Linked DNA regions of Homo sapiens: region 1 is linked to region 2. A link is an interaction called in ENCODE POLR2A ChIA-PET data of the cell type or tissue named here. Cell type or tissue: A673. All regions are shown on one strand. Each heading gives the region's core, and the rest is flanking DNA. Links, peaks and the distances in the headings are about the cores only. Region 1 overlaps ERC1 (ELKS/RAB6-interacting/CAST family member 1). Region 2 overlaps ERC1 (ELKS/RAB6-interacting/CAST family member 1).

Region 1 (5,380 bases), core at 76-5,075, 420 kb after region 2:
TTTAACTTAATCGCCTCTTTAAAGGCCCTGTCTCCAAATGCAGTCACATCATTCTGAGGTTCTGGTGATTTAGGCTTCCACCTATGAATTTGGTGGGGACACAGCTCAGCCCACCACAGACATTATGGGTAAAATAGGCTCATGGCAACAACTTCCGAACCTAACTACTGCTTGGGTAATTGTTAAGGGTTTCAAAATAACTGACTGTCAAACAAGCTCTGGAAACTGCATTCCAAATAAACTGTGGGGCTCTGCCTGTTAAAAGGTAGGAGGTCCTGGCGAATCTGTTATGTCCAGTAATTACTGAATACTCCCTTAGGGGCCATTCAGGGTCTGCTGGTTACTTCAATAAAGAATGCTGTAAGAAAAGCACTGAGTCTCTGGCCCTTTCTAAAAGAGTTGTGTAAGAGACATAAAGCCATAAAATATGAAGTAGGTGCTTGTTTAGCGACTGAATGAAATCAGGAATTTTCCGGAGATAAGATTATGGTATTCTTCTACACTGTATAAATGCTATCTTCCTGCTTTGTTTACCTCTTTTTATACAAAAGACCACCTAGGCACAAAAGGAAGTGCCCCTACCTAGCATAGTCTGAACGAGTGAAAGAGAGTCTTTAATTTTAACACTAAAGATAACAGATCTTGCTGTAAAGTGCAATGATGCTTAATAGCCCTAAAGATCAGGTTGTGATTGATGGGATTTCTCATGGTGTTCTTGTTAAAGATAAATAGTAGTTTTTAATGTTATCAGACTGGAAACATCTTACTCTTTTCTAATGTAAGCTCTAAAGCAAACTTCGGACACTAACATCTTATTGCCAACTTAACAGAAAAGTGTGATGGGATATTGGATAAGGCTCCGACCTGCGTGCCTGAAATTTCAGTGGTTCGGTTTGTTCCTTTGAATGAGGCATCTCTCTGAGGCACTGCCTTTCTAAGTGCAAGTTTTCTAGGAAGGGCAGTGTGTTGTCAGTTTCTCCTTAGCGTGCCCAGTGTATCTAGGATGATACAAACAGGAAGAGACTGGGAAAAGGAGGGTTCAAAAAAGGGAGGGACCCAATGGCCAGATTAAAAACCAGCTTAACCTCTTCATTGTATCCCAGGCCTGATGATTGAGCATCTTTATTCTTAGGATTCTCCAACTTTAGGCTACCTGATACATCTAGAGCAGCGGTCCCCAACGTTTTCGGCACCGGGGACTGGTTTCACAGAAGGCAGTTTTTCCACAGACAGGGGAGTGGCAGGGAAGGGATGGTTTCAGGATAATTGAAGCACATTACATTTATTGTGCACTTTATTTCTGTTATTATTCCATTGTAATATATAATGAAATAATTATACAATTCACCATAATGTAGAATCCATGGGAGCCCAGAGCTTGTTTTCCTGCAACTAGACTGTCCCATTTGGGAGTGATGGGAGACAGTGATAGATTATCAGGCATTAGATTCTCATAAGGAGCACGCGGCCTAGATCCCTCGCGTGCGTGGTTCACAATAGGGTTTGCGCTCATATGAGAATCTAATGCCTCAGCTGATCTGACAAGAGACGGAACTCAGGCAGTAATGCACGCAATGGAGAGCGGCTGTAAATATAGATGAAGCTTTGCTTCCTGGCTAGCCCTTCACCTCCTGCTGTGTGGCCCAGTTCCTAACAGGGCCTGGACCAGTACACGGACCCAGTACTGGGAGTTGGAGACTCCCGATCTACAGTATGTGAGAAATCACATCAACCTTTTACAAGGATTGAGCCTAAATTTGAACCAAAAAATACTTACTTCTAAAAGTAAGTAAGCCACAGATAGATGTCAGAATACAACTAGCAAGAAGGTAAAGACTCATGGAAAAGATGGAGTAATGAGTTTTCTTAGCACTGTATGATACGACAGAAAAGCTGCAGGGGGAAGGCTTCACGAAAGCAAAAAACTCCAACTAGAAATAGCCTGCAGGGGCCAGGTGCAGCGACTCACGCCTGTAATCCCAGCACTTTGGGAGGCCAAGGTGGGTGGATCACTTGAGGTCAGGAGTTCAAGGTCAGCCTGGCCAACATGGTGAAACCCATCTCTACTAAAAATACAAAAATTAGCCCAGCATTGTGTTGCACACCTGTAGTCCCAGCTACTTGGAAGGCTGAGGCAGGAGAATCGCTAGAACCCGGGAGGTGGAGGTTGCAGTGAGCTGAGATCATGCCACTGCACTCCAGCCTGGGCAACAGAGCAAGACCCCATCAAAAAAGAAAGACAGAAAAAGAGAGAGAGAGGAAAGGAAAGGAGGAAGAAAGAAAGGAGAAAAGAAAGGAAAGAAAGAGCCTGCAGGCTCTCAGGGATCACTGTTCTACTGTTATTTTATAAGGCAAACCAGGGATGAGCTGTATTTAGCCACAGATTATTAAATCTGGAAAGAATTTAGAAATCATCTAATCTCCCCTTTATACACATAATGAAGCTGAGGACAGAGAGGCTCAAGATGGTAAAGCTAAGTGGCAGAGTTAGAACTAGACATTTCTTCCATTTCAGACCTTTTCCCACTACTTCCCTGTGCAACCTTGGGAAGAAAGTCCTCTTAGCCTGTCAGAGGCATCTCTGTCTGTAACTGTTCTCCTTCACGAATGTTAACTCCTCTGCAGGATGCCACAGGGACATTTGCCTTCTAGTGCAAGCAGAGTGTTTCAGGAATGCATAACAGCAGATAGATACATGTCTGTGCTAGGTGTTGTGCACTAACCAAGCACTATGGATTTCTTGCAGGGAGAAAAAGGAAGAGTAGATAACTAACAATATCTTATTAAGAGTCTCCTGCAGGGCTGTGACTCCACGCAGCTCTCTTCTCCCTGTCCTGCTGGTGGGAGCCTTGAGCCCAGCTCTTGAGCACTGTCTGGTGTGGCACCCTGCAGGCTGCCAGCAGCTGTCATACGGGCATTGGGATCGTTGGAAAGTGCTGCAACATGGGAGTAGCTGGGGCAGCTGTTGATTGGGAGCAGCCTCCACGGGCTGTGTTCAGTGGGTGATTCCATGCCTTTGGTCTGTGTGGAGCTCACTCTCTCCCTTGGCTCCTTCGGAGGGGTGGGCCCACCGCCCTCTCCAGCTGTTTTCTCAGAAAGAGAGGCAAAGAAGAAGGACCTGGCGGTCCTTCCAGAGTGCTTGCTGTGGTGTGGGCTTCGCCTCCCCTCCGTGTGGGAATAAACTGTGTGAAGCCATGTGGGTCCTGGAGCTCCGTGGCTTCACCCACACTTTCTGGGGGAACTGCACTCACAAGTATGGAGAGCCTTAAGCATTCGTTGAGCCAGACTGGACTGGAAACGTCCCGGGAGTCCCTCATTCTCACCCTTCTTCACCTAAGTAAACACACAACAAAATTCTCTGAGCTTTAGGGGGCTGTGGGAATATTTTTCTTTCAACCCCAACCTTCCCCAAGAGCTTTCAAATCACATAAAGTACTGTTTTCCCTTTAGCAATCCAAAACTAGTAACATGCAACTCCAGGCCCCACCCCACCCCACCCCCATCCTCCTCAATGCCAGCCAAGTCAGACACAACTTGCCATGTCCCTGTGGTGTGCCATGAACTGGGCAGGTATGCCCCGGGGTCACTCAGAGCAGCCCACGGGACCCTAGAGCTCTGGCAGTCGTGGAACCCCTTCCATGGCCCTTGTGAGTTACGGGGCCAGGAGTTTGTATCACATCAAAGGGTCATTTCGTCATCTCACAAGGGAGTCAGGAGATACCACCCAGAGAATGTATCAGATTTATACTAAAAAAAAAAAAAATCCAGCAAGATCCATAGCTCTCTGTGGGAGCCATTCCAGTTTCTCCCTGTCACAGTGGCCCTAGAATCAGATACCACGCACTGGAAATAGCAGAGTGCAACCCTGGACGTAGAGGGTGCATTGAGCACGTGCCACTGTGGCTGGGGGGAAACTTCCTTCTCTCTTCCTGCCTGGCCTGAGAGATTGCCTGGACGTGGATCAGGCTTTGTGCTGGTTTAGCACTTAAATCTTAACTGCAACAAAGCCTTGTTCTTACCACCCTGACAGTTTCAGCATTAGGTTTCTTATTAGTTGTTTGGGTTTGGGGTTTTTTTTGTTTTTTTTTTTTCTTCATCTTCTCCCTTTTGACACTTTTCATTTCTGAGAGCCAAACCAAATACGCTAGGCGGACTAGCTAACCTGGCTGTGTCTGCGATTCCCAGAGCCCTGCTGCTGCTCTGATGGGTCCCTTTGGTAAGGAGGGAAATTTTTCTCCATTTTTATAACGACGAGCCCTTAATTTGAACGTCTCTGTTCACTTCAGTTAATAGATTTGTAAGAAATAATGTGAGATATTACCAAATCAGCTTAGACAACCAGATTAAAAATCTGCCTCACTGGGAAATCTGCTTCTTTGTTTAGAATACTCCACACTTTCTCAAGCCTGCATCTGCAAATCTTTGGCCTGATAAAGACTTCCAGAGTCCATCCGTCCATCTCTTGCTTCAGGACTGTACTTCGTCCAAGCATTCCACACAGAAGGGTAACTGGCTTGTTCTTTGAGTGGGATACCACGTCACAGTTCCTTTGGTGTTCCAGGGACATTTCTATACAAGAGATGGTCCCCTGTTTTCTTAGTGTATAGAGGCTCATCAGACCAATGTAAATCTCCTGTTGAGTTTTATTTTTTTAATTCCCATTTTTGTCTTTTATAGTCATGTTTTCTGTTCTCTTGCCAAACTCCCGTGCTATTCAGCTCCCTTCCCAGCTTGTTCAGAAAAGGTATAACACCCACATCAAGATAAAACCTGCTGAGCATGGTGGCACACACCCGTAGTCCCAGCTGCTCAGGAGGCTGAGGCAGGAGGATCGTTTAAGGCCAAGAGTTCAAGACCCACCTGAGCAACACAGCGAGACCCTTTCTCTAAAAAATTAGAGAGGTATAACTTTTCAGGAAAGAGGATAATCTGGAAAGTTGCTGTAGGCACAGACTATCACGTAGAAAAAACTGAAATTATCTCAGCTAGGGAAGAATGCTTTAGGCAGGAAGACAGCCAGAATTTTAGAAGTGTCTAGACATAAGTAAGTTAGAAATTAAGATATGAGTATGTTGGTGACATCTGCGAATACAAAATATAATCATCAGAAAGCAAACATTTGTTCTGGATTTTGTCCAGATAACGGTTTAAAACTGAAGTGTTGTATCTATTGTAGTGCGTGGTTCCAGCTCCTGCTGTACATGAGGAGGTTAATTTGGAGTGACAGGTGTTAGCAACACGTGTTTCTTGGTCCTGTAGATTGCCACTGACCCAATTCATTTGTCCACCTTTGCTGGGGTTACTTGGTCTCTCAGTTGTTGACTTTCACAAAATAATGGTTGACTCTAACCTTGCAAAGAATAATAAACAACTGTGAGTG
Region 2 (5,380 bases), core at 75-5,074:
AACAGAAAAAAAGTGGGGGAGACTGGCATAGGATTGTCAAATAAAAACAATTAAAAAGTGATACATGACTACATAGTATTACTGTTGTTTTATAAGGGGAAGGTCAATCTAACACCAAAGGAATTGTGCATCATTCCACAATAAGAGACAGTTCTTTCAAGAAAATACAGATTTTAACTTTGTAGTGACAGTTTTATTAAGGCAACTTGGTCATGGACTGGCTTTGAGAAACATTAGTTTATAATAGGGAACACCACATTATAGCCAAATCCTTCCTACAGGAGTTGTACATCCTATAAGCAAAGAATGGCTTTTACATTTTTAAATGATTAAAAAATTAATATATTGTGATATGTGAAAATTATATGAAATTCAAAATTCAGTGTGCATAAATAAAGTTTTATTGGGACACAGCTATGTTTATTTTTGTATTATATATGGCTGCTTTCACACCAGTGGTAGATAGAGTAGTTGTGATAGAGTCTATATGACTTACTAGACCTGAAATACAGTGTCTACTCTCTGGCCTTTTACAAAGTTTTTCAATACTTTGTTTGGATAACAGAGTAAATAATAATAGCTAACACTTGTGTAGTGTTTACTAAGAAACAGGCCCTGTTTTATGTGCTCTATGTTATTAACCATCATAACAATTTTATGAGGTAGGTACTGTTTATTGAAGTGGAAACTGAGGCTGAGAGTAAGTTGCCCAAGGTCACATGGCTGTTAGGTGGCAGAGGCAGCCTTCTGCCTAGATGGTGCCACTCCACGGTACATGCTTCATCACTGCACTTGGCTAGCAGAGAAGGAAATCAGAGACTTCAGGATGTGACGCACCCTTCACATTTGCCGTAGTTGTTTTAGGAAAAGAGGAAAGTAGCCTTATTCTATAGTTGCCTGAAGTGTTATCACTGAGTAGTTGAATGAAGAATTCAGCATTAATTACTTCATGATGCATGAACATTTGGTGTATTTTTATGTGACCCAGTGGATTTTCCCCAGAGGTCTGTTGATTGAAATGTCCTACTTATTGATGTCCTACTTATTGAACTTTTGAACAAATAAATCTGTTATTTCTGAACTATTGAGTTCATTTTTGGTATAATTAGAATAATAAATTACACTATTAACTTGGTGGAGGGTAACTGTTTCTCTATCATAAATATTTATCGTGTTGTTCTTAAGGAGCATAAGGCATAAGCCCCCCGTCATTGATTTAATTTAAAAATAAAACATTTATTGACACATACAGAAATATTTTAATTAAAAATTGTTAAATGGCTTTTTTAATGTCTATATATATTCTACCCCCCACCCCCCAAAAAAAGCCATTGTATGCCAAAGCCCGAAAGAAGAATTACATTACCAGTAGTTGGATTTTTGGCTGAATCTATTCAAGGGGAAATCACTATTTTCGTTTTAGAGATGGCTTTGGGTGGAGGAGGTAAGGTTTCAAGAACTGGTTGAATGAAAGAATATTGACAAGTAAGTGAATAAACTAGAATTAGTGTGACCACTTCTGATTTCTCAAATAATGTGTTTACAAACAGTGTTCCTACATTGTAATGGCAGTATAAAATGCTGATTTAAATAAATAGAAGTTTAGTGGCTACACTTTTTCTTAGTTAAACCTCACTATATTCTGGATTTAAAAATGACAGTAACTAATGTTAGTTTTGTGCTCCTCTGAAGGTTAGAAACCTGTTATATGTGTCTAAAACGGGTTTTAATGGGTTTAAGACCACAGAGAAGATAGGACTGACACTTTAGTAAGATTCTTTTTTTCAATCTATTTAATTGTTCTATGATTTTACCTTATTCAAGGTGATGGAGGGTGAATTAGGGTGGGTAAAGGGTAGGGGGAATTGAGACAGTGGTTAAGGTTGATTTTTGACTTGTAGTTCGCTTTCATCTTTAAATTGTGGAAGTCGCCTTCCTTTGTTCATTTTGAAGTTTTGGGCAAAATGTTCTCAGGCTAGATGCAGGTAATGCAGGTAACAGCGGCCAGCACTTCCCATACTAGAGGGCGTTGACTTTCTCAAAGTGTTGACTCGTTTGTGATGTTTTTGCATTTGTTTGGTTTCTGTTTGCTGCTATGTTGTTGCTCTTCCCAGTATGGGATAGGGTTATGGTATTAGTAGAATTACAGTGTTAGTGGTTTTTCTTCCTCTTCCCATTCCATCCATAACCTTGACACTCATAATTTTGAAACCTATCGTTCATTACAAGGGTTAAAATCTAAAATGTGACTGTGCAGGTTGAGATGGCATGTTACAGCTCCTGCCACCTCTTTTTCTTGTGACAGATGGCTTCCCCTCCTGGTTGTAATCCACTGCTGATTTTTTTCAAAGAGCGAATACCATGTGTTCCCCATTTTGGCTCTGGTTGTGTTCTGCCCACTCATTGGCTTCAGAGGATCTTGAAACAGGAGGTACTTGCTGCTGGCATTTATGGCAGGAAGTGGATACAATTGCGATACTTTGTGCCAAGTGTTCATTTATTAGAAAAATTGTGCTTCCTAAAATTAAACATTATTTCTCTGTCACATCAAGAGTAAAGCTAAATTTTATTACTTTTTAGAATATGCTTTTCCCTTAATGTTGTATTATAAAAATTTTTTGGTGGCAAATTTATTACAAAATAGATTTTTAAATCTGAATTTCACATACTCAAAGATTTATAGTCTGTGCAAGACATTGAATGAGTAGCTCTAATTGCACTAGTATAATATAATTACGAAAGGGATCTGTATCACAGAGACTTCTGATCACAGAAACAGTTGGAATTGTTTGTGATGTGTGGTATTGAACTTGTGATTGCATATGCTTTGTGGTACCTATAGACAGTAGTGTTTGTCTATTTTAACTCTCTTGCTTCGGATCTCCCCTTGAGTAGATTCAGCTAAATAAGTTATAAATTTCACCATCTTAGGCCTTCTTGAAAATTATAAGTATCTGAGACAGCTTAATTTCATAAAGCTACTGTGCATATTTGGAAGTATGGTGTTTGGTTTTTTAAAAAAACCTGGCAGGCCAGAGTAAGCAAATTGTTTTTTTATGTTTTTGTCAAGAAACACCCCAAGATAAATGTAAACAAATATTTGCGCATTACCGTCATTGATACTGGAATTTGACATTTCTGTCCTCAGAAGTCACTGTTCTGTCAGAGTCTGCTGTACTTGCCTGAGTGAATAGTGCAGGATTGGCAAAAACGTTGCCTGCTCATGGCAGATCATCTCTAAATCTCTCTTGACAACATCTCTAGCTGAACCCAGATCAGTGATTCTCAACCTTGGCTGCATATTGGTATCACTGAGAAACTTAAAAAACAAACAAACCAAAACCTGATGCCTGAGTCTCACCCAAACCCTCAGATAATTTGATTTGATTGGGCTTGGGGGTGGTCTTGCTGTGGAGATTTAAAAAATCTCCCCAGGTCATTCTAATGTGAAGTCAAGGTTGGTTGAGAACCACTGGCTACTACAAATGGATAAGAGTTGGTAGTGTGAACTGAAATGTATTTGCCATCCTCAGTCTAGTGAGGGGATTTTCTAACCATGCCACAATATATAAACAATTTGCAGTTTGAATGGATAGAGGTTGGTTATCATTGGAATTTGAAAGGACAAATGACAAGTAACATCGGATGATTTACCAGTGTTTTGTGATCTTTTTTTTTTTTTTTTTTTTTTAAGATGGAGTCTCACTCTTGTTGCCCAGGCTGGAGTGCAATGGTACGATCTCAGCTCACTGCAACCTCCACCTCCCGGGTTCAAGCGATTCTCCTGTCTCAGCCTCCTGATTTACAGGCATGTGCCACCATGCCCGGCTAATTTTGTATTTTTAGTAGAGACAGGGTTTTACCATGTTGGCCAGGCTGGTCTCAAACTCCTGACCTCAGGTGATCCGCCCGCCTCGGCCTCCCAAAGTGCTGGGATTACAGGCGTGAGCCACTGCGCCCGGCCAATGACATTTTAAAAGAATTGCCTTCAGAGGGTAGCTGGAAAAGCAAATGGATGTGGGACAAGAGGTTGTTCCACAACCTCCTGGGGTGGGGATACCCGTTCTGTGATGGCATTAAGGAGAACGAGAGGGCTGAGAAGAGAGCAAAATGATCAGCCCTGGATTTTGGGACTTGGCCAAAAAAGAAAGGATGGAACAGGACGTCAGGATAAGATCTAAGACTTGAAGCAGAAACTGTACTTCTTCCTGACCCAGGAGGTGTGAGACAGGGAAGTGGTGGTAGCAAACAGGATAGAATGAGAGGTTCCCTTTTACACCCAAACTTGTTCTTTGCTTAGTGGCAGAAGGCTCAATTTTTCTTTATTAGAGCATTTTCTTTATTACAGCACTATGAGCTTTACTATATGTGAATCACCTGTGAGCACTTGTTAAAATTTCTGGATCCCTCCCAAAGTTTCTGGTTTAGGACTGCTGGGGGAAGGCTCAGGAATCTGTATTTGTGAAGGTTAACTGAACCTTTTTTGTTTGCTTACCATCTATTCAGTGTTTTCCCTATTCTTTGTTCTATTTATTTAGTAATTTAAAAAATTGACTCATTTTAAAAAACTGAATCTTATTTTAAAATGAAACTGTCACTACTACACGTGGAAAACATTTGCCAAAAAATAAAAAATGAAAGTGTAAATACATAACTATTAAGAAAAAGGTCAGGCCGAGCACTTTGGGAGGCCGAGGCGGGTTGATCACGAGGTGAAGGAATCGAGACCATCCTGGCCAACATGGTGAAACCCCATCTCTACAAAAAAATGCAAAAATTAGCTGAGCGTGGTGGCGCGTTCCTGTAGTCCCAGCTACTAGAGAGGCTGAGGCAGGAGAATCGCTTGAACCCGGGAGGCGGAAGTTGCAGTGAGCCGAGATTGTGCCACTGCACTCCAGCCTGGCAACAGAGTGAGACTCAGTCTCAAAAAAAAAAGTCATATATGTACCACTCTGAAGATTATTTTTAATATCATTTTGGGAACTACTAGCGATTCTGATACAGATAGTTTTGTCATCATACTTGGAGAAATATTGAACTAGAGACAAAAAGTTTCACTTAGATTGCATGATTTTCAGCTACTGTTGCACACTTGGAATCTGGGGCATTTTTAAAATACTTTTGGTCAGCCCCCATCCCCCGATTTAATTGGTGTGGGCTACAACCTGGACATCAGGATTTTTAAAACACTCTCCTAAGGTAATCGTAATGTATATTCTGGGTTGAGGATTTAGAGGTTAAAAAGCATATAATGCAGTTAGACTAAGAAGCATAAATTCATGAATACTAAAATACACTTATCTCGGTATAATTAGAAATAAAGAAGACTGGCTGGGCATGGTGGCTCATGCCTGTAATCCCAGTGGTTTGGGAGGCCGAG

What was found. Peaks named below come from ENCODE experiments on the same cell type or tissue, not always from the same donor. Only the 100,000 strongest peaks of a DNase experiment are listed, where the experiment ranks them.
Region 1: POLR2A ChIA-PET joins it to region 2 with 5 read pairs; 3 of 35 experiments call an interaction of 5 or more read pairs at or near these places.

The regions. Positions count from the first base shown.
Region 1 is chr12:1,466,372-1,471,751 of GRCh38, forward strand. The region is part of intron 18 of ERC1 (ELKS/RAB6-interacting/CAST family member 1); the gene reads left to right. LOC124902856 (a long non-coding RNA gene) reads left to right here. Exons shown (of 2, transcript XR_007063156.1): 2 at 1-369. Among named protein-coding and RNA genes, the nearest start is that of LINC00942, 31 kb to the right of the region's middle. In A673, for the core only: no CTCF peak of the experiment used is centred there; no DNase peak of the experiment used is centred there.
Region 2 is chr12:1,046,079-1,051,458 of GRCh38, forward strand. The region is part of intron 2 of ERC1 (ELKS/RAB6-interacting/CAST family member 1); the gene reads left to right. Among named protein-coding and RNA genes, the nearest start is that of ERC1, 58 kb to the left of the region's middle. In A673, for the core only: no CTCF peak of the experiment used is centred there; a DNase peak (open chromatin) is centred at 2,393; H3K4me3 peaks cover 996 bases; H3K27ac peaks cover 354 bases.